Regions from separate parts of the Homo sapiens genome. Here all the other regions are linked to region 3. Evidence: chromatin loops called from intact Hi-C (ENCODE). Cell type or tissue: endothelial cell of umbilical vein. All regions are shown on one strand. Links, peaks and the distances in the headings refer to the core of each region. The heading gives the core; the rest is flanking DNA.

Region 1 (7,778 bases), core at 1,706-6,705, 140 kb after region 3:
AATGCAAGCAATACTGGCATTCAGTAAGTAGCTGCATGCAGTCCTCTAACAGCCTGTAGGTGTTGAATATATGTGGATTATTGTACAATATAAGCTCTGAACAAGTATCTAAGCCATTTAAAAAAAAAAAACCTTAAAACTGAGCAAGCTAAGAATTAACTAGAAAAATAAACAGGAAGGAACAAGTATATCTTATGTTCAAAGTGACATTTTCACTTAAACACACATGAAAAAGCTTTGAACAATGTATGTTTTATTAAAGTTTTATAAGCAGGTTAACATAGAAAAATACATGTATATTTTAAAAGTATACATTGTGGGCTTGGTTTTCAGGCTTCACAATCTGAAGTTACAACAACCAAAAAATGTCTCCAACCATTGCCAAATGTCCTCTGGGGGGTAAAAAATCTCTCCTGTTGAGAACCACTGAAGAAGACAGTCTAAAGTTCCACTAGTTCAATTCTAATGCTTATTTTGGAGAGAAAGGAAGGATTATAAGGAAAGGAGATTGTTTATTTATGGAAATTATACACAAAATAATCAAACATAATCCATATTGTATGTGCCAGCTAAGCACATATTATAATACTAAACAGAGGAAAGGCTGTATCAAGATTCAGCACGCAAACTGTTCACCAGGTTGCACAGCAAATTGGAAAGGCAACCTCCATTAACCAGCATAAGTATGCTTACTTCTCTTTGCAAAACAGAAAAAAATTCACAGCTCTGCCACAACACTGTGTACAAATGATACTAAAGGTACTTCCTTCTCAAATCCTCATCAAATAAACTCTGCATTACGCTGGGCACAATGTCCAGAACTGTCATCTTTAACAGACGTTACGATGAAACTCTCTAGGTTTTAGGTTCTGGTTAAAAAAGAACCTTCACATTTATGTATATACATATGTTTTTGTGTGCATGTATCATTCAAAATCCCATTGCAATCACATTTTAGAAATAGCAGTACCAAGGCTGGGCACACCTGTAATCCCAGCACTTTGGGAGGCCAAGGAAGGCAGATCGCTTCAGCTCAGGAGCTCAAGACCAGCCTGGGCAACATGGCAAAACCTTATCTCTACCAGAAATACAAAAAAGTTAGCTGGGAGTGGTGGCACACGCCTGTAGTCTCAGCTTACTCAGAAGGCTAAGGTGGGAGAATCACTTGAGCCTAGGTGGCCAGAGGTTGCAGTGAGCCGAGATCACGCCACTGCACTCCAACCTGGGTGGCAGAGCGCAACTCCATCTCAAAAAAAAGAAAAACGCCAGGTGCGGTGGCTCATGCCTGTAATCCCAACACTGTGGGAGGCCAAGGCGGGCGGATCACCTGAGGTCAGGAGTTCGAGATCAGCCTGGCCAACACTGTGAAACCCCGTCTCTACAAAAGTACAAAAAAAATTAGCAGGTCATGACGGCAGGTGCCTGTAATCCCAGCTACTCAGGAGGCTCAGGTGAAGAATCACTTGAACCTGAGAGGCAGAGACTGCAGTGAGCCGAGATCGTGGCATTGCACTCCAGCCTGGGCAAGAGAGCAATACTTCGTCTCAAAAAAAAAAAAAAAAAAAAAATCAGTACCAAATAAAATACTAGCACATTATTTTACTGGCACATCTCTGGGACCTGCCACATGTACTCAAATTACTGGGCAGAGGATTAGTTTGTCATTTTTGCAGCAACTCTACTGTAATACCATTCTCTAAGTCTAAAGCACAAAATCTCTTTTAAAATATTATCGGATACTACAAAACATTAGCATTTGGAGTAAATGTCCTACACTCAAACTAAGTATGCTATTTCCACATGGAAATGTGATTTTCTTCTCTTTTCTACTTGCTTTTTTTTTTCCCTTGCAATTTCACTATATGCTAATTCTGAGCTACAAGGTGAAAAGAAAGGGAAGAAACAGGTCGGGTGCAGGGGCTCACATCTGTAATCCCAACACTTTGGGAGGCCGAGGTGGGTGGATCTTTGGGGTCAGGAGTTCGAGACCAGACTGGCCAACATGGCGAAACCCTGTCTCTACTAAAAATACAAAAATTAGCCGGGTGTGGTGGTGTGTGCCTGTAATCCCAGTTATTCAGGAGACTGAGGCAGGAGAATCACTTGAAACAGGGAGGCAGAGGCTGCAGTGAGCCGACACTGCACTCCAGCCTGGGTGACAAAGCGAGACTCTGTCTCAAAAAAAAACAAAAAGGAAGGCGAAGGGGAGGAAAGGAAGAAAGAGGAAAAACAGACTAACTGCAGGGAATGAAACGGTATCACTTGCTGCACAGTTGCAATTCCCTTGTTAGGAAAAAATAAAACTAATAATATTTGAAAACTATAAGTTTGATTTACTACTGATAACACCAGGCATAAAGAGAAGAATCTTTGACCATTCGATAGAAGGAAAATGAGTGAATGGGCACAATTATCTCCAACTAGTAAAAGCCAATAGCACTGTTCAAAAAAATGAGAACCAATCTCACCAGAGTTTGTTTTCTTTTTACTATGTGAGCAGACTTGAGTTTAAAATTTCCAAACTGTACTCACAAAACACAGTACTTTCTCTTGCAACACTTTCCCTGTGAGTCAACATTGCCTAAAAGTCCAATATTGAGTTTTCTTCTACCTGTAGGACTCTTAATGTTAAGAGGAGCAACAGGAAGTGCTAACAATCTGGAAACAGCCTGTGCCTGAAGAAGAGCTCAATTCAGCATGACGGTAGACCAGGCTGGTACTGTAACTCTTGGTTCTGCTCAGAAGCTGGTCTTAACGGGCTCTAGGACCATGGTAACTCATGTGAGGCCCCTAGATATAGGCAGGCAGGCCCCTGAGCCCACAGTTCGCCCCATCTGACAAACAATATTTTCCAAAGATAGCTCACAATATATCCCATATTACATGCCTTTTCTTACAGTGCGACACTATCAGTCTTCCTATCAAGTGATAGGATCAATATTCCCTCCCCTGGATCTGGGTAGCTCTTTGTAACTGCCTCAACAAACAAAATATGGCCGAAGTGACTGTATGTTAGTCTCCAAGTCCAGAGCATAAGAAACTGATAGTCTCCACATCTGCACTCAGGAAGATCACTTTTGGAGTGCAACCACCCTGCTGTGAGGAAACCTAGTCCACACGGAGCAGCCACATGTAGTTCTTCTGGCCAACTGTCTCAGCTGACATCTCAGCCAAAAACCAGCATCGACCACCAGCTATGTGAATAAAAACACCTCCCGAGGCAATCAGCCCCCAGCCTGACAGAAAGACTGCAGTCTTGGAGCCCTTCCAGTGGAGCCCTCAGACATCCTGGAGCAAAAACTACTGGTCCCTATTGTGCCCTGTCTTAAGTTCTGACCCACAGAGTCCATAGGCATAATAAAATAAACTGTTTTTTGCTACTGAGTTTTGATATTAGATGATATACATCCAGTGCAACCACTGTCCCAGGCAGAGTAGATTCATAACTCATTCACAAAAACAAAATTATTGTACTTCACACTAGTTTTGCAGTAACATAATCTGGATGATTAGTGTTGGATGATAAATCATTAAGGTAGAAGCAGTATACTGAGAGACGAACTAAATTTCAAAGGCACCCGATTTCATTTTAGAAAGCACATTATGAACAAAAAGATACAGATTCAGTGAAATGAAATGCTGAATTTACAATTTATATTACATATTAATAAGAAAATTTTTATGAGAACCCTGGTGATATAACAGGGTACTAGGACGGTCTCAGCGGTGAAGCAAACTGGCTATGTGGCTGAATTTTAATTCATGTATCTATTCATTCAGCAAGTGAATGGATATGATATCTTAGGCACTATTATAGGGGCTGAAAATTCAGCAGTGAACAGATTTTTCATAAAACTTTCATTTTAGTTGAGAGAGGCAGAGAGTAATAATTTTACTTATATAAAATTATTCAAACCCCTGTTAAATGCAAGTTAAATGCAATTAAGTCTTTTACCTTATTTACCTAAAAGACAACATGTCTTTTAACCCATGTTAACCATGTTATGCTATTTACGATGATACGCCAGTTTTAAAACAAGACCCCAAGTGTCTGACACTCCTCCCACTGAGAGGTAAGGCCTGTATTTCTTTCCCTTAAAAAATAGGATTTATGGTTGCTTCAAGGAAGGAGTAGGATGAAAGCAACACCATGTGGCCGGGCGCAGTGGCTCACACCTGTAACCCCAGCACTTTGGGAGACTGAGGCAGGCGGATCACGAGGTCAGGAGATGGAGACCATCCTGGCTAACACTGTGAAACCCTGCCGCTACTAAAAATACAAAAAATTATCCGGGTGTGGTGGCATGTGCTTGTAGCCCCAGCTACTAGGGAGGCTGAGACAGGAGAATCACTTGAGCCTGGGAGGCAGAGGTTGCAGTGAGCTGAGATTGTGCCACTGTACTCCAGCCTAGGCAACAGAGCGAGACCCCGTCTCAAACAAACAAACAAACAAAAAAGCAAGTGACAACACATAATCTCTATGGGTAGGTTAGAAAAGCCATGCAAGCTTCCATCTCATTCACTGGAACACTCGCTCTGAAAGTCCTGAGTAATAAATCTAACTCCTCTGAGGCCACTATGCTGAAAGGAAGCCTAAGTTACATGGAAAGGCTACTTGTAGGGACTCCAGTCAACAATCCTAGCTCATCCATGCCCTCACATGAGTCACAAATGTGAATAAAAAGGCCTCCAGATGATCTTGGCACCCAGCCATTCAATTATACTAGCTTTGCCAGCTGAAGGTCGAGACATCACAGTGCTGAAACAAACCATATCTATTATGCCCTTTCCAAATTCTTGACCTAAAGAACCTGTGAACATAATGAAATGGTTGCCATTTTATGCCACCAAATTTGGGGTGGTTTGTTACACAGCAAAGGATAACTGGAGCAAGTGGTAAGATCACACTATAATATAAGGAAGTAGTATTTGTTCTAAGACCTAATGCTATCAAGGAACCAGGCTCGTGAGATGAAGGAATAGCTATTCAAATAGGGAGAGGAGCAAGTACATGTCCCTAAAGCAGGAAGAAACTTTAGTATAAGTCAATCAGATACACAAAGGCTAGCTGATCAGTTTTGTGATCCTTGATGAGTTATCCAGAAACTATGTTCAGTATACACAGAAGCCACTGTGCTGCTTCAAGTGGGGCTGTTTTTCAAAGATTCCCTTTTTTTTTTTTTTTTGGTGGACAGAGTCTCACTCTGTTGCCCAGGCTGGAGTGCAGTGGCACGATCTCGGCTCACTGCAACCTCCGCCTCCTGGGTTCAAACAATTCTCTGCCTCAGCCTCCCGAGTAGCTGGGATTACAGGCACCCGCCACCATGCCCGGCTAATTTTTGTATTTTTAGTAGAGATGGAGTTTCACCATCTTGGCCAGGCTGGTCTTGAATTTCTGACCTCATGATCCACCTGCCTCGGCCTTCCAAAGTGCTGGGATTACAGGCGTGAGCCACTGCACCCGGCCTCAAAGATTCTTTTGGCTGTTGTTGTGTCTCTTGATGTTTAATGAGGAAACTGAACTAAGTGCTATGGTCCCTTCATATCTACCATGCAAATAAGTGTTTCTCAAATTGGGGCTCTAGAAAATCCTTAAGCTTAAAATTAATGCTTATTTGTGCTCATCAGAATGATCTTCTCATAACTGAGTATCACCACACAATCTCAAGGCTAATGAGAAGAGAACACAGACCAAAAAATAAGTGTGTATGTGTGTGTGTATGAGAGAGAGGGAGAGAGAGAGAAAGAACGATGCATTCACGCCAAATGAAGCCACAGTAAGTTATGCTAAAGTTTTACAGCATTTCAAACAAGAGGAAATGGTGGAAGACTTGAGTCATCACACCATCCACAGAACAGGCAAGCCAAAATTAAACAGATTTGTTTCTAAGAAGTCAGTACCAAATTTTTGCTATGAACAGAAACCTGCGTTCAAGTAAACATCAGGTGGCATATAATATTATGCTCTTAATCTGTATTTTTATCAGCTATAGTTTTGATTATATTTAACCTATAAAACCATTTCAGTTTTATAATCATATAGTAGCTAGAAGCATAATATAATCAAGTGTTTACATTAATAAGAGTGAACATAAACTGGTGACCTTCACAACATAGTAACACATATTACATGCACACTTTCATGAACATTTGATTTTCCTGAATAAACTTGAGATCCTAGGTGAACCACACCAATTATTTTAAGTTAACATAAACAGAAGACAATTGAGGTAAATCATCAGTAAAAATTTAAAAACCAAAAATAAGTTATTTTGAAATAATTCTGTGTTGGAATAGTCTTCTCCTTCCAACTCTGTCTTTACATGGCTAAATCCTTTTCATTCTTCATTCCCTGTATGAACATCTCAGGCCACTGCAGCCCAAATTTTGAGCATCTCTAAACTACCAGATATTGTCTATGCCATTCCTACACCTGCTGCTTGACATTGTTCGCTATTTTGTGCATCCTTCTTGTCACTAAGATGAATGATGATGTAGTGATAATGGAAGTAGTGGTGGTGGTATGATAAAGATGAGGACAACAATGGCAGTAGCTATCAATTACTCAGTGATAATTTGTGTTCCAATAACATAATTCACCTCCATAATACTCTTATGAGGTAGACAAATATAATCTCCACTTTACAGATATAGAAATCAAGTAACAGGAATTATGTAATTTTCTCAAGGCCAAAAAGATAACAAATGAATGAGCTAGAAACAGAAAACTCTGGTCTGCTTTGTAACACCAGTATTAAACAAAGTATGGGCCTTTGGAAACTCACGGGGTTTCAGAATCACAGAGGATGTGAAAGCTGGGTAAAAATTATGAGGTACTCATAATTTTGAAGTACTCATAAATTATGAGGTACTCCAAGTGACATTAAAATCCCAGGGAAACAGGCTTTGGAATCTATTAACAAGCTTTCCAAGTATATTCTTATATTGAAGATTAAGCAGCAGACTGCACCCAGCGTTATTTTGCCTCCATCTAGACTATGGTATTTCTGAGAATACAGACAACTTGTATAAACTTGTCTAAAAAATACGGTGTTGTACCTTGGAAACAGTAAGAGCTCAATAAATGCTTGTTACTTTTATACCTTTATAATGAGGTAATTTTTTTTTTTTTTTTTTTTTGAGATGGAGTTTTGCTCTTGTTGCCCAGGCTGGAGTGCAATGGTGCGATCTCAGCTCACTGCAACCTCCGCCTCCCAGGTTCAAGCAATTCTCCTGCCTCAGCCTCCCGAGTAGCTGGGATTACAGGCGCCTGCCACTACATCCGGCTAATTTTGTATTTTTAGTAGAGACAGGGTTTTACCATGTTGGCCAGGCTGGTCTCGAACTCCTGACCTCAGGCAATCCGCCCGCCTCAGCCTCCCAAAGTGCTGGGATTGCAGGCGTGAGCCACCACGCCCGGCCTGACATAAATTTTTAAAACCCATTATTTCAATTCTATATTTGTTAAAATCTAGAAGGATCTAAATACTCTACAAAATAAATTTTATAAAACATAGCCCTATTGTTTAGGTATTTAAAGCCTAGACTTAGGAGAAAAAAATTTTAATTTCAATAATTTTCAAGGACTTTTTACATATCAGGGTTTGTTGCTGTTACGTACAGGGACTGGAGTACAGGACAGGGAAGGGTGGTAACAACATTGAAGCTGTAAAGAAAGTGAAAGAACTGAAGACCTCTTGGGTGGTCCCTGGAATTCTCTCTCAATGTTCTTTTCTGCAAGGGAAGCAGCGGCCAAGCTGGAATGCTCACAAAGCTAC
Region 2 (7,778 bases), core at 1,706-6,705, 710 kb after region 3:
CCAGGTGTAGTGGCTCACGCTTGTAATTCTAGCACTTTGGGAGGCCAAGGCGGGCAGATCACTTGAGGTCAGGAGTTCAAGACCAGCCTGGCCAACATGGCGAAACCCTGTCTTTACTAAAAAAAAAAAAAATACAAAAATTAGCCAGGCATGGTGGCACATGCCTGTAATCCCACTATTTGGGAGGCTGAGGCAGGAGATAACTTGAACCCGGGAGGCAGAGGTGGCAGTGAGCCAAGATCGCACCACTGCACTCCAGCCTGGGCAATAGAGCGAGACTGTCTCAAAAAAAAAAAAAAAAAGAAATAAAGAAAAGAACAGAAAAAAATCATTATTCATGAGAGCCAAAAGCGGAAACAATCCAGATGTCCATCAACAGATGAGTATTTTAACAAAATGTGGTATAGCCACACAATGGAATACTATTCGGTCATACAAAGGGATGGAGTACTGGTCCATGCTACAACATGATTGAACCTTGAAAACATCATTTTAAGTGAAGGAAGCCAGACACAAAAGACTCTACTAAAAAGACCCTGTCTCCACTAAAAATACAAAAATTAGCCGGGCATGGTGGCATGTGCCTGTAGTCCCAGCAACTCGGGAGGTTGAGGCAGGAGAATCACCCAAACCCGGGAGGTGGAGGTTGCAGTGAGCTGAGATTGTGCCACTGCACTCCAGCCTGGCTGACAAGAGCGGAACTCCATCTCAATCAATCAATCAATCAATCAATCAATAAAATTGATAGTGGTAATGGATGCACAACTCTGTGAATAAAGTCATTGACTTGTATACTTCAAATGGGTGAATTGTAAGTAAATTATATCTCAATAAAGCTGTTACCAAAAAATCAAATGCTAGACTATTTAACATGGAAAACCATTCCCATTACATTGTTAGGTGAAGAAAGGGAGAGAGAGAGAATGGGGCCCCAGGGCTGCTGGGTTCCATAGCTCCCTGTGAATGATGGCCCTTGGAGATGCAGAATGAAATGTGGGATTTCACCCCTCTCCATGATCCATGCATGCGTGGTGGAAATTGACTCTGGCTGCCCAACTCCGCAGTGGCGTGCAACTCACTTTCTCTCCAACTCATCCTTCAAAGCCCTTTAAGGGATATTTGGTTACAACATGGTAAAATATAATGAGATTCCAATTTTTGTTTCTATTAAATATATTAATATATAAGCGCATGTGTGCATGAAAATAGATACACATCAAAGGATAACAGTGGTTGTCTACAGGTAGAAAGGTTATGGAGCTTTTATTTTCTCCTTCATATTTGTATTGCTCTAATTTTCTGTAATGCAGTGTATTAATTTGCAATTAGAAAAATATATATATGTATTTTAAAATGTGTCTATAACCCCAACACTTTGGGAGGCCAAGGTGGGCAGATTGCTAGAGTCTAGGAGTTCAAGACCACTTTGAGCAACATGGCAAAACCCCGTCTCTACAAAAATACAAAAAATTAGCCGGGCATGGTGGTGTGCACTTGTAGTCCCAGATACTCCGGAGGCTGAGGTGGGAGGATCACTTGAGCCTGGGAGGTTGAGGCTGCAGTGAACCGTGATCACACCAGTGTACTCCAGCCTGAGTGACAGAGCAAGACCCTGTCTCAAAAAAAAAAAAAATTAAAAGATAAAAATAAAAACATATTGTTTTATTCTGTAAGTCTTCTCTGCCTGCCTCACTCACATAGTAACACTCCTTTTATCCTCACATTTATAACCCTGTTTAACAGGTAGTGGCATAATTGCTTATCTTCTCCAACAGACATCTGAAGACAGATATCATTCCTAATTTATCATTCCATCCAAAACCCAGAAATGCCTGCCTTTGATATGCCTGGTGAACATAGTACGCATTACCAAATACTAAGCAGTATCTTCTGTGTGAAGCCTACATTAAAATTTTATTCAAGACTTTGTACCCTTTGAGGAGACAGTAATACAGTCCCTTCAATGCTTTATATTATCATGAAGGATTATTTCCCTTTTTGCCCTTGCTGCCAGGAAGCTTACTTGCATCAACTGTGTTGCTGGCTTACAGTTGCACATCTGATTCTAACTTTCTTCCTTGAGTCTAATGTGTGGCATTTCCTCAACTTCTTTTTGAAAATAAACCAGCTACACTCAGTGTAGCTCTATGCATGAGGTAGGAATAAATAAATAAATAGTGGCTACTCTGTTGAGGATAAAATATTTTCTTTGGAAATCCAAAGTGGTATTTTATCCTAAGAGGGATGGTAGCATCAACATCTAAGGGTGCTCAGGCACAATGTGTCCAGAACCAGAGGCTTGGAGCAACTCAGTTTTAAGCCCCGGAAGGGATGAAGCATCTTCCAGTTCTGTATACTCCCCAAGTACCTACACAGAGCTGGGCGAAGAGTAAGCACCCTTTAAATACCTGCTGCGTGAATACTCAGGGCTCAAAATTCCGTATCCTTGCCATGCAAGGGGTCACAAAGTTTAACCCAGGGTTTCTCAGCCTTAGCACTTCTGACACTCAGGCCAGTGAGTTCTTTGTTGTGGGCTGGTTGTCCTGGGTGTTGTGGGATGTTGAACAACATCCTTGGCCTCTACCCACCAGATGCCAGTAGCACCCCTGCACATAAATTTTTTGACAATCAAAAATGTCTTCGAACATTGCCAAATATCCCCTGGGGGCAAAATCTCCCTCTGGTTAAACAGCATGGGTTTTTGCCAGGTGTGGTGGCATGGGCCTGTAGTCCCGGCTACTTGGGAGGCTGAGGTGGGAGGATCACCTGAGATCAGGGATTGGAGACCAGCCTGGGCAACACAGCAAGATCCCATCTCTAAAAAAAAAAAAATTAAAAATTAGTCAGGCATGGTGGCTCATGCCTGTAGTCCCAGCTACTCAGGTGACTAAGATGGGAGGATCACTTGAGCCCAGGAGTTCGAGGCTGCAGTGAGCAGTGATTGTGCCACTGCACTCCAGCCTGGGCCACAAAGCAAAACTTTGTCTCAAAACAAACAAACAAAGAAACAAAAACAACAACAAAATGTCTTCAAACATTGCTTGAAGTGGGTGGTGTAAAATCTCCCACTGATTAAACAGCACTGGTTTCAAGCAACACCTTCCAGGTCCTAGAAGCCACCAACTACAATTCTAGAATACCAGGGCTGGAAGGACCCCATGCATTATCCTGTTGACATCCTTTCATAGACAGGCCAATGGGCCCAGAAATAAGAGACTGAGGCACAGCCCCTGCCCACAGGAAACAACAAAGGGTGATCAAAACGTGCCAAGGCAACGCGCTGCCCCGGCCCTGCTTGCACGCAGATTGGAGTTGCAGGTGGCTCCTCCATGTCATGGTGTAAACTTGTGCTAAAATTAACCTGAGCGTCTGAGACTTCCTCTATAAAATGACAAAAAAGAACACCTGGCTGGGCGCGGTGATTCATGCCCTGTAATCCCAGCACTTTGGGAGGCCAAGGTGGGCAGATCACCTGAGGTCAGGACTTCAAGACCAGCCGGCCAACATGATGAAACCCCATCTCTACTAAAAATACAAAAATTAGCCAGGCATAGTGGCATGCACCTGTAGTCCCAGCTACTTGGGAGGCTGAAACAGGAGAATCGCTTGAACCCGGGAGGCAGAGGTTGCAGTGAGCAGAGATCGCGCCACCGCACTCCAGCCTGGGTGACAGGACTCCATTCCAAGAGAAAAAAGAAAAGGAATGCCTGGCTGGGTGCAGTGGCTCACGCCTATAATAATCCCACCGTTTTGGGAGGCTGAGGCAGGCAGATCACTTGAGCCCAGGAGTTCAAGACCAGCCTGAGCAATATATCGAGATCCCCATCTCTACTAAACATTTTTAAAAAATAACTGGGTGTAATGATGTGTGCCTGCAGTCCCAGCTACTCAGGAGGCTGAGGTGGGAGGATCACTTGAGCCTGGGAGGTTGAGGCTACAGTGAACCAAGATCGCGCCACTGCACTCCAGCCTGGGTAACAGAGTGAGACCCTGTCTTGCTCTCTCTCTCTCTCTCTCTCTCTCTCACACACACACACAAAAGAAGAATGCTGGTCTCTGAAGATGGGGATGGGACGCTGCACGTGCAGAGTGGCACATGGCAAGTGCTTCATAAATGTTTTTCTTTGTCTGAGTATGAATGGTTAAGAGGCCTATCCCACTTTTCGTGTTGGCGGAGGGTGCAGGAGGAAGAAGGGGGTAGCTGTGAGTATTTATTTAAGCCTTGGGTCTTCTCTGCACCAGCAGCATGCCCAGTTCCCTCTTCTGCAAGGGCTACTTTCCTGAGTCCCTGTTCACAAAATCGCCCGGACCCAGGAAAGAGTCCTGATCTGTCATCCCCACCAGATGGTTCTCATCTATAGAAACAGCTTCATTGTTTTCAGGAGAGAGAGCTCCACGCAGGCACGGGGCCCATAATCTCTAGACAACGATCACATTGAGGACAGAAAACCTATGGCATTGGTGCCACCAAGTGGCACAGAAAGCAATTGTCGGTGTCTGTGCCACCCGCGCTGCCTTGCTCTCCACTTTCCATCTCTCCATCTTCTCCTCCTTCCCTTGAAATCGCACCGCAAGTGTCATTTGACTACACTGCCATCCTTCGAGGTCTGAAAGGGCTGCAGTGAGAAGAAAGGGCTTTACGATCACATGTGACTCGGCTCTGTAGTTCCTCCCCGTGCTAAATCAGGTCAATGAGCTGATTTGTGTCAAATAAATTAGCCCAGCCGGCTGCTAAGCTGCTCCAAGCCTATCTGTCTTGGGCTTCCAGGTTGGCATTTAGCAGGCTGCAGGCACAGCCCAGGCAGGTATGGATGCCACGGACGGAGCTCGAGGAGCACGCCCTGAAGTGCTGCCCAGATGCAAACCTCCCGGGAGAAACTGAGTCCAGCACGTGCCTAGGGAAGAGAGCACAGTGGATTCCAGCTCCCGACATCCTGCTGCAGATGCCACGGAGCATTTAGGAACATCTTTAGAAACTGAAGTCCTTTATACCCTCGAAAACCACCATGTAGACCAGCAGCTTGACAGGGCGGAGCTGGCTGGTGCTGGGGGAAATGTGGACTGCCTTGAGCTCAAATAATCTTACAACACCAGGTAGCCAGTAAGACGGTCCACAGATCCTCCCCTAGCCTTTTTATATTTTACATTTCTGCATTTAGCAATTCACTAAAATAAATGACAGGCTCAGGAGATCTGGAGTGCAGTTTTCCCGATCTCTGCTCTCTCAGGAAAGTCGAGTCACGCCGAGAGACACCCTGCCGTGACAGGTTTCTTCAGCATCCCTAATGCAGGTCAACTCCGGCCGCGACAAATGCCTATAATTTATTTGTGCAGAACAAAAAGACTTCCTTCCCCACTGCATAAAATCAGACAAGGAAAAAGCAGGCAAAGCTAAACTCCTGTGCAATTATGAAAGGGTTTTAACCTCTAACTGGGCTTCAATCTTCCAGGCAGGATGATAGAAGTGGAAAGTGCGCTTGCCTGCTCTGCAAATGAATTCGCTATCATTGGATTAAATCAATCTAACAGGAGCTAATTATTTTAAAATAATATGGACAGCAGGGTCCTACCTTTATTTACATACAAATACAAAATCCACGTTTATATACAAAATACAGGCAAAACGCTCCAGCGGAACTTTAATTAGTGGTTATCTCTAGGGGCTGGGAATCTAATTTGGCACAATTTAATTTCTTTGTAAGTTCATACATTTTAAGGTTTCTGCCTGGTAATCACAAAAGCAGAGAAAGGAAAACCTTTTACTGAGCTGAGCAATGCCTGTAGAAGCCCTGCTTAGTAGGAGTTCCAAGATGCTCTGTGTATCTCAGGTGAAGCACACCTAAATAATTGAGCACTGCATTAAGGCTCAGAAACGTAGTACCGTTGTGTGCTTCTCTGCCAAAAGGCAGCTATTTTTATGACAGAAAACACAGCAGCTGTTTTCACAGGTGCAGGGCAGCAGTACATGGGAAGTTGGTCCCAGCAGAGAAGGATATGGTGTCTCTTTAAAACTGGAGGAGGAAGAGGCAGAAAATGGTGAGCCCCAGTTGAAATCTGCAAGAGAGAAGGAGGAAGCCCTGGTTTGGAGAAAAACGGGCTCCAGATGGCTGGGCTACATTTGTCCTGTGAAAATCAAAAGCCTGGGACCCAGCCGCTGGGATACGAGGGCTCTGGTCTTGCTTTAACAGCCAGGGGGACTTTTGGCTTGTTACAAAAATTGGAATTTGGATCTGCAAGATACGCTAGCCATCACCCTTAATTGACAAATGAGGAAACCAAAGCCGGAGAGGGTAATTTACTCAAGGTCATTAAGGTCAGTGCTCTTGTCAATAAAATTAGGATATTGCTCACATACTTCATACTGCTTTTGTTACACACACACACACACACACACGCACACACAGAGCCAATGTATGGAAACATCCCTGAGAATATATAATGTCATCACATTTACTATTCAAATTAGCATCAACTGGTCAAATATTTATTCAGGTAGTAACTTACTCAACATTTCTATCTTGACATCCCCCAGTACAACTTAATACAATGCCCCAATCCCCACAGGACAGGACAACACTCTCTCTCGCTCTCTCTCTTCCTTAAGAATAGTGAGATGTGGCCAGGCGCGGTGGCTCACTCCTGTAATCCCAGCACTTTGGGAGGCCGAGGTGGGCGGATCACGAGGTCAGGAGATCGAGACCATCCTGGCTACTAACACGGTGAAACCCCGTCTCTACTAAAAATACAAAAATTAGCTGGGCACGGTGGCGGGCGCCTGTAGTCCCAGCTACTCGGGAGGCTGAGGCAGGAGAATGGCGTGAACCCAGGAGGCAGAGCTTGCAGCGAGCCCAGATCGTGCCACTGCACTCCAGCCTGGGCGATGGAACGAGAATCCGTTTCAAAAAAAAAAGAATAGTGAGATGTGACCAACATAGCCTGGAATCTTAAATTACTGATAATGGTGATTTCTCATTTAGACAACACTTTTTTCCCCTCCTCAGACAGGGTCTCACTCTGTGGCCCAGGTTGGAGCACACTGGCGCAATGACGGCTCACTGCAGCCTTGACCTCCTGGACTCAAGCCATCCTCCCGCCTCAGCCTCCTGAGTAGCTGGGACTACAGGTGTGCACTACCATGCCTGGCTCCTTTTTTTTATTTTTTGTAGAGACAGGGTCTCCCTATGTTGCTCAGGCTGGTCTCGAATTCTGGGCTCAAGCAATCCTCTCACCTTGGCCTCCCAAAGTGCTGGGATTACAGGTGTGAGCCACCACACCCGGCTGCCAACACCACTTTCGATTTTGGGATAATCTGGGTGCACAGTGATCAGAAGCTTACCTACCCCACGTTGCATAAAAAAAAGTATGAATTTAAAAATTCCAAGAGTAAACTACCCTATGAAAACCTCTGGCAGTGCTGATGAAAACACATTTCTGGTAGTGATATGTCTTGGTCCCTCTGGTCTCACAGAATGTGTAGTCCTGAGAAAAAATAAACCTGGACTCTTGGTAAAATATTTGAATAATTAACTGCTTTGCTCATTGGTTGTAACTGGCAAGTCATTCTCTTTACTACATTAAAGTCTGCACTTTCATTTTACAGACAGTCCTACAGTTCAACTCCAACATCAGGGACTGAGTCGTACACAGGAAGATCACTGAGTAGGTTCTGTGGAGACGCAGTCGGCCCATATGCACGTCACCACTCGGCTCCCAGCTCAGGTGCAGACCAACGGCGACCACTTGCTCCACTTTGCTCTGTGACAGCAGACGAGGTAAGG
Region 3 (7,778 bases), core at 1,025-6,024:
AGTAAGCTAGAGTACAATCGGAGCACAGCAGCAGCACACCAGCCAGGCGCTCAGGGTGCTTTTCAGCACACTCTTTATACTGCTGGTGCATTGTTATTTCCACGGTACTTCTACAGTCATTAGTCGTTGAAGCATTGTGGAAGTCCTGTGCGGGAGGCAGAGCAGGATTACTCCATTTTAAAGGGAAGACCCACGTAAAATGGTCATTTAAGGTCATGCATATAATTTTTGCAAGGCAGGAATTTCAGTCTTATTAATACTGCAAGTGTAGCTTCCTAAGTCTAGGATTCCTCTGTACTTTTCTGTCACCGTTTTTCTTTCTGACACTGACTTTATATACACAAGCAGGAAGTCTTGTTACGACATTAAAATTAACTTCATCAGGATGATTTTACAGAAGGTCACAAACTTGCAGCCCAGAGGCTGAGGCTGGACCACAAATTTGTTTTATTGGTTCCTTAAGCTCAGCACAATGGTGCTGAGCATCAGTAGTACCAACTCTTTTGCATTTACCCTGTCCATTTCATCTATATATTGCTTACCTGACCACAGCAGAAATCTGAATTTGTGGCCTTTTCTATCAATCAAATCACTTTATTTATTAAGAAATTATTCATCACAGGGAAAACTGATTCCATCATTGTTTAGCCTATCTGTTTGTTTTTGTGACAGGGTCTTGCTCTGTCGACCAGGCTGGAGTGCAGTAGTGCAATCTTGGCTCACTGCAACCTCCGCCTCGTGAGTTCAAGTGATTCTCCTGCCTCAGCCTCCCAAGCAGCTGGGTCACAGACACACACCATCATGCCCAACTAAATTTTTGTATTTTTTGTAGAGACAGGGTTTCGCCATTTGCCCAGGCTGGTCTCAAACTCCTGAGCTCAAGCAATCCATCCACCTCGGCCTCCCAAAAGTGTTGGGATTACGGTTTGAGCCACCGCACCCGGCCCTAGCCTATCTTCAACATATTCAGAACACTTACATTGGCCTACCATTGGGGAAATCATCTAACTCAAAGCCTGTTTTACAATAAAGTGCTGACTATCTCGTGTAATTTATCAAATACTGTACTGAAAGTAAAAAACAGATCGGTTGTATGGGTTCTCAAAGTACAGCATGTCCTGAACGTGTATTACTTTTACATCATCAAAAAGTCAAAAACTCCTGAGTAAATCCACTGTAAGTCAGGGACTGTCTGCATACAAAATTTCATTTAGAAAATAATGCACATTTTCCAGCACAAAATAATTTGCACAAAAACATGAACGACCAATAAAGGAAAGTTTCAAATGATATGCTACTTGTCATCATTTTTTCTTTCTTTTTTTTCTTTCTGAGACAGAGTCTCACTCTGTCGCCCAGGCTGGAGGGCAGTGGCGCGATCTTGGCTCACTGCAACCTCCACCTCCCGGGTTCAAGCGATTCTCCTGCCTCAGCCTCCCGAGTAGCTAGGATTACAGACTCCTGCCACCAAGCCCAGCTAATTTTTTGTATTTTTAGTAGAGACGGGGTTTCACCATGTTGGCCAGGCTGGTCTCAAACTCCTGACCTCAAGTGATCTGCCCGCCTCCACCTCCCAAAGTGCTGGGATTACAGGCATGAGCCACCGCGCCCGGACCTTGTCATCATTTTTAACAAACATTTAGTTAAGATAAAAATTGCATCAAATATGGCAAGTAAATGACACAATCCCTATACATACTTGTAGCCATCTCTAATGAAAGTGGCTGCAGGGGGCATGGGCAGTTGTTCAATTTTAGGAGGAATTGCCCATGAAGGCCGAAACAGACAGGCATCAGGTATCTTCAGAGGTAGCAAACAATGGCTCGGCAACATCTTCAGTGGAGCAAACATGGAGGATCCCACAAAAGGTTGAAAGGATGGAACTTTGTGCACATATGAAAAGTCCTGTGACAACAAAGTGGGGTCAGTGTTAATATTGGTAAACTCTGTAGAACACACCACAGTGGCATAGTGCTATCATAAAAACAGCAACCAAAATGATCGTATTTCAGTATTTCTCTCCTATGATCATTAGAAAATGCTAATGCAGAAATGTTAAATCAATCAAAAGACACTATTTAATATGCCTGCTGGTGTGCCTCATGTTCTAATTAAAAGGATTCTTAGGAACTTATGTATATATGGCACACAGACAATACCATTTTAAAGCAGATGTATGTGAATCCACTTGGAAACTGCTCTGCCCTGGAAATGTTAATATATTGACAACTACCTTAATTTCCTCGGGCTTGGGACTTCCTAATCCATCTTCCACTTCCATTTTGAATTCTGTGAGTTGTGTTGAAACCATACTGACCATAGGGCTCTCCATCATGCCTAATGCTGTCACTGTCTCTGAGCTGATCCCATCTTTATAATTCATCACAGGAGAAAATGCAGGATGCTGTTCCAAAGATGGTGGAGTGGGAAACATCCTTTGCAAGTCTGCAACTGCTAAAAATAAGAAATAAAAAAAATTTGTTTAATAGGAAGGGCTTCTAAAAAGTCCTAGCTTATAGCCAGGCGCACTCTTTGGCACCAAAAATAGTGCTAATTAAATGATCACATCAGTTCACAAAAGAATATTAATAATGGAAGTGACTAAGAAGAAGGCCATCAGCAGAGAATTATCTTTTTCTGGGTCTTGTTTTGTTTTGTTTCGTGAGACAAAGTATCACTGTATCACCCAGGCTGGAGTGCAGTGGCCTGATCTTGACTCACTGTAACCTCTGCCTTCCTCGTTCAAGCAATTCTTGTGCCTCAGCCTCCCAAGTAGCTGGGACTATAGGCACGTGCCACCATGCCCAGCTAATTTTTGTATTTTTGGTAGAAACAGGGTTTCACCATGTTGCCCAGGCTGGTCTCGAACTCCTGGGCTCAAGTGGCCCGCCTGCCTCGTACTCCCCAAGCGCTGGGATGGCAGGTGTGAGCCACTGTGCCTGGACTTTTCTTGGTCTTTATCACTAACTTCTTGATGCTTTATGGTCTGGCTTCACATTAATTAAGTAAACAAAGTCTACATAACTTGTATGTTTCTTCCAACAACTGATTCCCTGAAAAGTCTAAGGAGAGGAATTAAACAGAAAGTGGAAGCAATTAGATAGTTACCACTACTAAAGTTCTATCCCTGCTTTCAAGTATGTATAAAATATTACAAAAAATAAAAATTGTTTGGAGCTGATTACTCAGCTAGTTTGACAAATCCACTACACTTACAGCTGCTCTTTTGGGGAAACTCACAGCTGCTCTTTTGGGGAAACAGTTCCATATTTTTTCCAGACAGATATTAAAATGAAACTTCAAAGTTTCTTTTAAGAAATACTTAGAACAGCGGTTCTGAACTCCTTCTTTAAAAAAAAAGTTTCCTTTAATACACCTGTAGTAAAAAATTATCACTACAGTAGTTCATTAAGGCACTGATTCTTAAAAAGTAGACCTATTGAAAAGTTGTAGTTGTAAAATTTGGCCACTAGGGGGTGGCCTATGCAGCAAATTTTTTAAGTTTGGAGCCACAGGTTTTTAAATCAGTGATTTAATGTCCCAGTTTCCTATCCTATTGCTCTTTCCAACAACTTCAAGATTTAAACAGACCAATAATAACCACTGAATCACTAAGATCTGACTCCTAGCTCCGAATCAGAAATTAACACTGGGCAACTGTACCGTGCTGTGCTCACGGCTACCCAGTCCAGGTGCTGGGGACTTAGATCTGCTGTGGTCAGGTCACTTCCCCCCTTGGGGCCTTGGTTCCTTCATCTAACAGGGAAGGCAGGGCTAGATGGATGACTCTCAATGGGCCTACTTGCTTTGCTTTGTTTGTGAGGGGAGAGGAAAGCTTTCAAACACCTCAGCATATGGAGGCAGAAGAAAAGGTGAGAACTTCTGAATTACATAATCTTTACCGTGTTTCTAAGTGAAACAACTGTATAATCCTAAATCATTTAGCCTCTCTTGGCCTGTGGAGTTATTTGTAAAATAAGGAGAGGGAGAGGCCAATCAGCAGGGTTGTTAATTCCAACATTCATTTCCATTAGCGATGCTCCACTGCTACTTATTTTCTATAATAGGAATCTGTATCTGATTTCATTATACAAAAAAGTACCTGCTGCTTCTAAAAAAAAGAAGAAGAAAAAACTAAAAATCCCAAGTTGATCTTCAAGGCACCTTAAAAATTTATAGAAGTAGAAACATGAGCCAAGCCAAACAAGAAACTGGCAGAAAACTATTTGAGAGGCTACATAACCGATACACTCTGAGGTGGAAAAACAGGACTTAAAATGTAGCAGGAACCAGATCAGTAAGTTTTCTTTAAAACAAAGCCAAGATCTTTAATATAAAGTTAGTCTACACTGGAGGCCGGGTGGGATAGCTCACACCTATAATCCCAGTACTTTAGGAGGCCAAGGCAGGCAGATCATTTGAGGTCAGGAGTTCGAGACCAATCTGGGCAATATGGCGAAATCCTGTCTCTATTAAATAAATACAAAAATTAGCCAGGCATGCTGGCAGGAGGCTGAGGCACAAGAATCTCTTCAACTGAGGTGGCAGAGATTGCAGTGAGCCGAGATCTCGCCACTGCAATCCAGCCTCGGTGAAAGAGAAAGACTCTGTCTCAAAAAAAAAAAAAGTTCATCTACGCTTGAAATAAATCCATCACCTTTAACCTTTAGTCCCTATTCCTCCTCTCAAGCCGAAGAACAGCTACTACAAAACTGTAATATAATTTGAGTTATATTTTAAAACATAATTCTGCTTCATAAAATCTTCAAAGTCACATTGCCATAAATCTTAATAGCCAGTGTAGCTCTTTGTGAAGTACAGAAATTGTATAAATTCTCTTTAAGTTAAAAGGATGAGCTTAAACATAGCCTTTCTTATAAGTATCCTATGACACAAGATTTTGCAAAAAAAAAAAAATAGTTCTATTAAATTTGTTTTTACATTTCCTGTAAGAAACATAATAAAGGCATTTCCACCCACTTAGTGTTAGCTGACTTCTTTGATCTTCCTGAACGCACGCATATATCTCAGTTTTCAAAGCCTCAGCCACCCTGTTAATTTTAGCAAAGGTAAACAGAGAACACACAAAAAAGCAGGGATGAAATTCTACCTCCAAGAGAGTCACTTTATAAAGTGGTCTTTATCATTGTTACTATCAGATATTCTTAAGGAAGACTCAGTCTGTCTCACTTCAATTTCCTAATCCGTAAAATGGGAAAAATATCTACTTCATATTTTTTGTGCATATTGAGATAATGTATGCTCAGAAGTGAACACTTTGCTGCAAACATCTAAACATTCAGCAAATGATGAACTCAGTACAAATTAATTCTCCCTCCCAAACCTGGATTGGAAAAAGATGGAACCACTGTCAAGTTTTGGGACTTTCTGAAAATATATGACCCTAAAGAAATTTTGAGATGACCAAAGGGAATCGGACTCAAAGTGGGTAAAGCAGAAAGAACACACAGACTCCAAGAAACACTTTGGTCCTCCAAAATAGAAACATGATTTGTCTCTTCAATTTTCTTCCCAGAAAACGGCTAAAGCAAGGGTGGAAACAGCCACCAGGACGGACTGGAGGTGAGCTGTGCTGCCCACAGCGCTCTGCTTACTCCCATCCTGCCTATCTCTGCACTTCAGCGGGAACTCATAAGACACCCACCTGCTCCTGCCCAGCACTTTATGTATTCATGCACAGGATGGAAGACCTCCAACAAAGCAGCATTGTTGATTTCTTAGTGTTCTCCTCACCCCAGAGCACATGCCCAAGTCCCTTCCAAACCGTAAGGACTCTTGGAAAATAAACAAATGAACCAACCCCAAAATCCAACTCTTTCCTTTTGTCTATTCAAAGACTCATACTTTAAACTGATGTGCTTTCAAATGCGAAAATTTGTAAGAAAGTGGTTAATAATAAAACCTAATAAAAACATGTTTTTACTATAACACAATACTACCTTAACATAAACTTGATATTAAAGTAAACCTATTTGTCACTGTTTGTTGCTGTCTTCAGCATTACATTCACAAATGAATAATGAGGAACCTATGCTTTCCAACACAATATCCACTGGCCACACGTGGCTACTGAGCACCCAAAATGGGGCTTGACCAAATAGAGATGGGTTGCATATGTAAAACATACACTGTATTCCCAAAACTTCATACCAAAAAAAAAAGTAAAATATGTACAACCATTATATATTACATTTTTATAAAAAAAGTGAAATACTGCAATAATTTTATACTAATTACATGTAAAAATAATATTTTGGATACTTAAATAAAATACTGTATATTATTAAAATTAATTTCTTTTTTTAAATAGCCACTAGAAAATGTGAAATTGCACATGTGGCTCTCATTTGTGGCTTCCCTTGTGTTTCTACTGGACAGTGTTGTTTAGACATTAATTTTGTTTTGTTTCTGTTTTTTGAGATGGAGTCTTGCTCTGTCGCCGAGGCTGGAGTGCAGTGGTGCTATCTCGGCTCACTGCAACCTCCGCCTCCTGGGTTCAAGTGATTCTCCTGCCTCAGCCTCCCGAGTAGCTGGGATTAGAGGTGCACACCACCATGTGGTGCCAAGTTTTGTATTTTAAGTAGAGATGGGGTTTCACCACGTTGGCCAGGTTGGTCTCCAACTCCTGACCTCAAGTAATCTGCTCACCTTGGGCTCCCAAAGTGCTGGGATTACAGGCTAGACATTAACTTTTATAATACATTTGTCTTCCCACTGCAATGCCCAAAAATCTATTGCTGAGATTAAAATATCTTGCCAGGCTATTTTCATTGTCATTTCTTGGGAGGAAATACTGTGTGTTCCCCTCACTCCCCCACCCCATCCCACAAATACATATGCTCTCACGAACACATATTTATATATATGCTTTGTACACATTAAAATGATCCTCTGTATTCTTGCATATCTGGGTTTTCCTGGTGTTAATATTCTGTGCTACATTTCATATTGATTCGTTTTTATAACGTGCACTTTATCATAAAATTTTGAATTTTGAGTAGCTTCTTTTTGAAATAATTCTTTTTTGGATAGAAATGAGAGAAAGGATAGAGCACACAATATACTTCACTTGGCAATGCTGCTAACTAGCAGGATGTCTGCGAGTGAAAAGCCTTGGCTGAGTTATCAGACATTCTAACATTTCACATCACTACGCATCACGTCATGTCAAAAAGGGTAAAGGATCAATGGATTCAAAAAAGAGGAAAAACTCACTCATCTGACCTGCACATATCTATTTTAATACTGTTTCTTTTAATCTGTGAAGTTCCATGTTTGTGAAATTCTGCAGTGCAGAGTAATAAAACAAGAAAAATGTTTAACTAAAAAAACTACAGCAACGGGCTGGCTATCATTATTCATTTTCACCCATGTCATGCTTGAGAAAGCTTTGCATATTTTAAAAAGCTATGGATCCACTAAAGCTGTCAAAATCCAATCTCTGTATACTTCCCAACTTCTAGATTTGAGTAAATCAGCACTACATTTATAGGTTCATAAAGCTTTTTGACTCATCCCTATGACATGGTGGTTTTTCCCCTCAATTTGTTCTCATTACCAGCTGAAGTTAATGAGAAGGTGTTAAAGAATGATTTGCAATGGAATTATGTTTCTGCTTCAGAGTATCCACATAAGCTACCCTTTTTTTTCCTCTTGTAGAATAATTTGGTTTCTTAGGGCAAAGAATATACTCAAAAAAAAGAGGTTCATCTCTTTGTCAGCATATATGGTAAAACTAGTTGATCTCAAAAGGAAAC

The links. Peaks named below come from ENCODE experiments on the same cell type or tissue, not always from the same donor. Only the 100,000 strongest peaks of a DNase experiment are listed, where the experiment ranks them.
Region 1: it touches region 3 in a loop (3-fold over the local background); 3 of 110 quality-filtered maps call a loop at or near these places.
Region 2: it touches region 3 in a loop (4-fold over the local background); 64 of 110 quality-filtered maps call a loop at or near these places.

Annotation. Positions count from the first base shown.
Region 1 is chr12:116,130,734-116,138,511 of GRCh38, forward strand. The region is part of intron 2 of MED13L (mediator complex subunit 13L); the gene reads right to left. Among named protein-coding and RNA genes, the nearest start is that of MIR620, 14 kb to the right of the region's middle. RefSeq lists a silencer at 1-65 and enhancers at 771-1,272, 1,273-1,772. In endothelial cell of umbilical vein, for the core only: no CTCF peak of the experiment used is centred there; DNase peaks (open chromatin) are centred at 4,698 and 5,818; H3K27ac peaks cover 2,223 bases.
Region 2 is chr12:116,704,635-116,712,412 of GRCh38, forward strand. It overlaps SPRING1 (SREBF pathway regulator in golgi 1), which reads right to left. Exons shown (of 5, transcript NM_024738.4): 5 at 5,537-7,778. Among named protein-coding and RNA genes, the nearest start is that of SPRING1, 30 kb to the right of the region's middle. RefSeq lists enhancers at 3,188-3,237, 4,538-4,717. In endothelial cell of umbilical vein, for the core only: a CTCF peak has its summit at 4,469 (motif pointing left); a DNase peak (open chromatin) is centred at 4,487; H3K27me3 peaks cover 1,473 bases.
Region 3 is chr12:115,994,777-116,002,554 of GRCh38, forward strand. It overlaps MED13L (mediator complex subunit 13L), which reads right to left. Exons shown (of 31, transcript NM_015335.5): 15 at 2,234-2,454; 16 at 1,700-1,905. Among named protein-coding and RNA genes, the nearest start is that of LINC02463, 110 kb to the left of the region's middle. RefSeq lists enhancers at 3,240-3,741, 3,625-3,674, 3,742-4,241. In endothelial cell of umbilical vein, for the core only: a CTCF peak has its summit at 3,483 (motif pointing right); a DNase peak (open chromatin) is centred at 3,505; H3K27ac peaks cover 306 bases.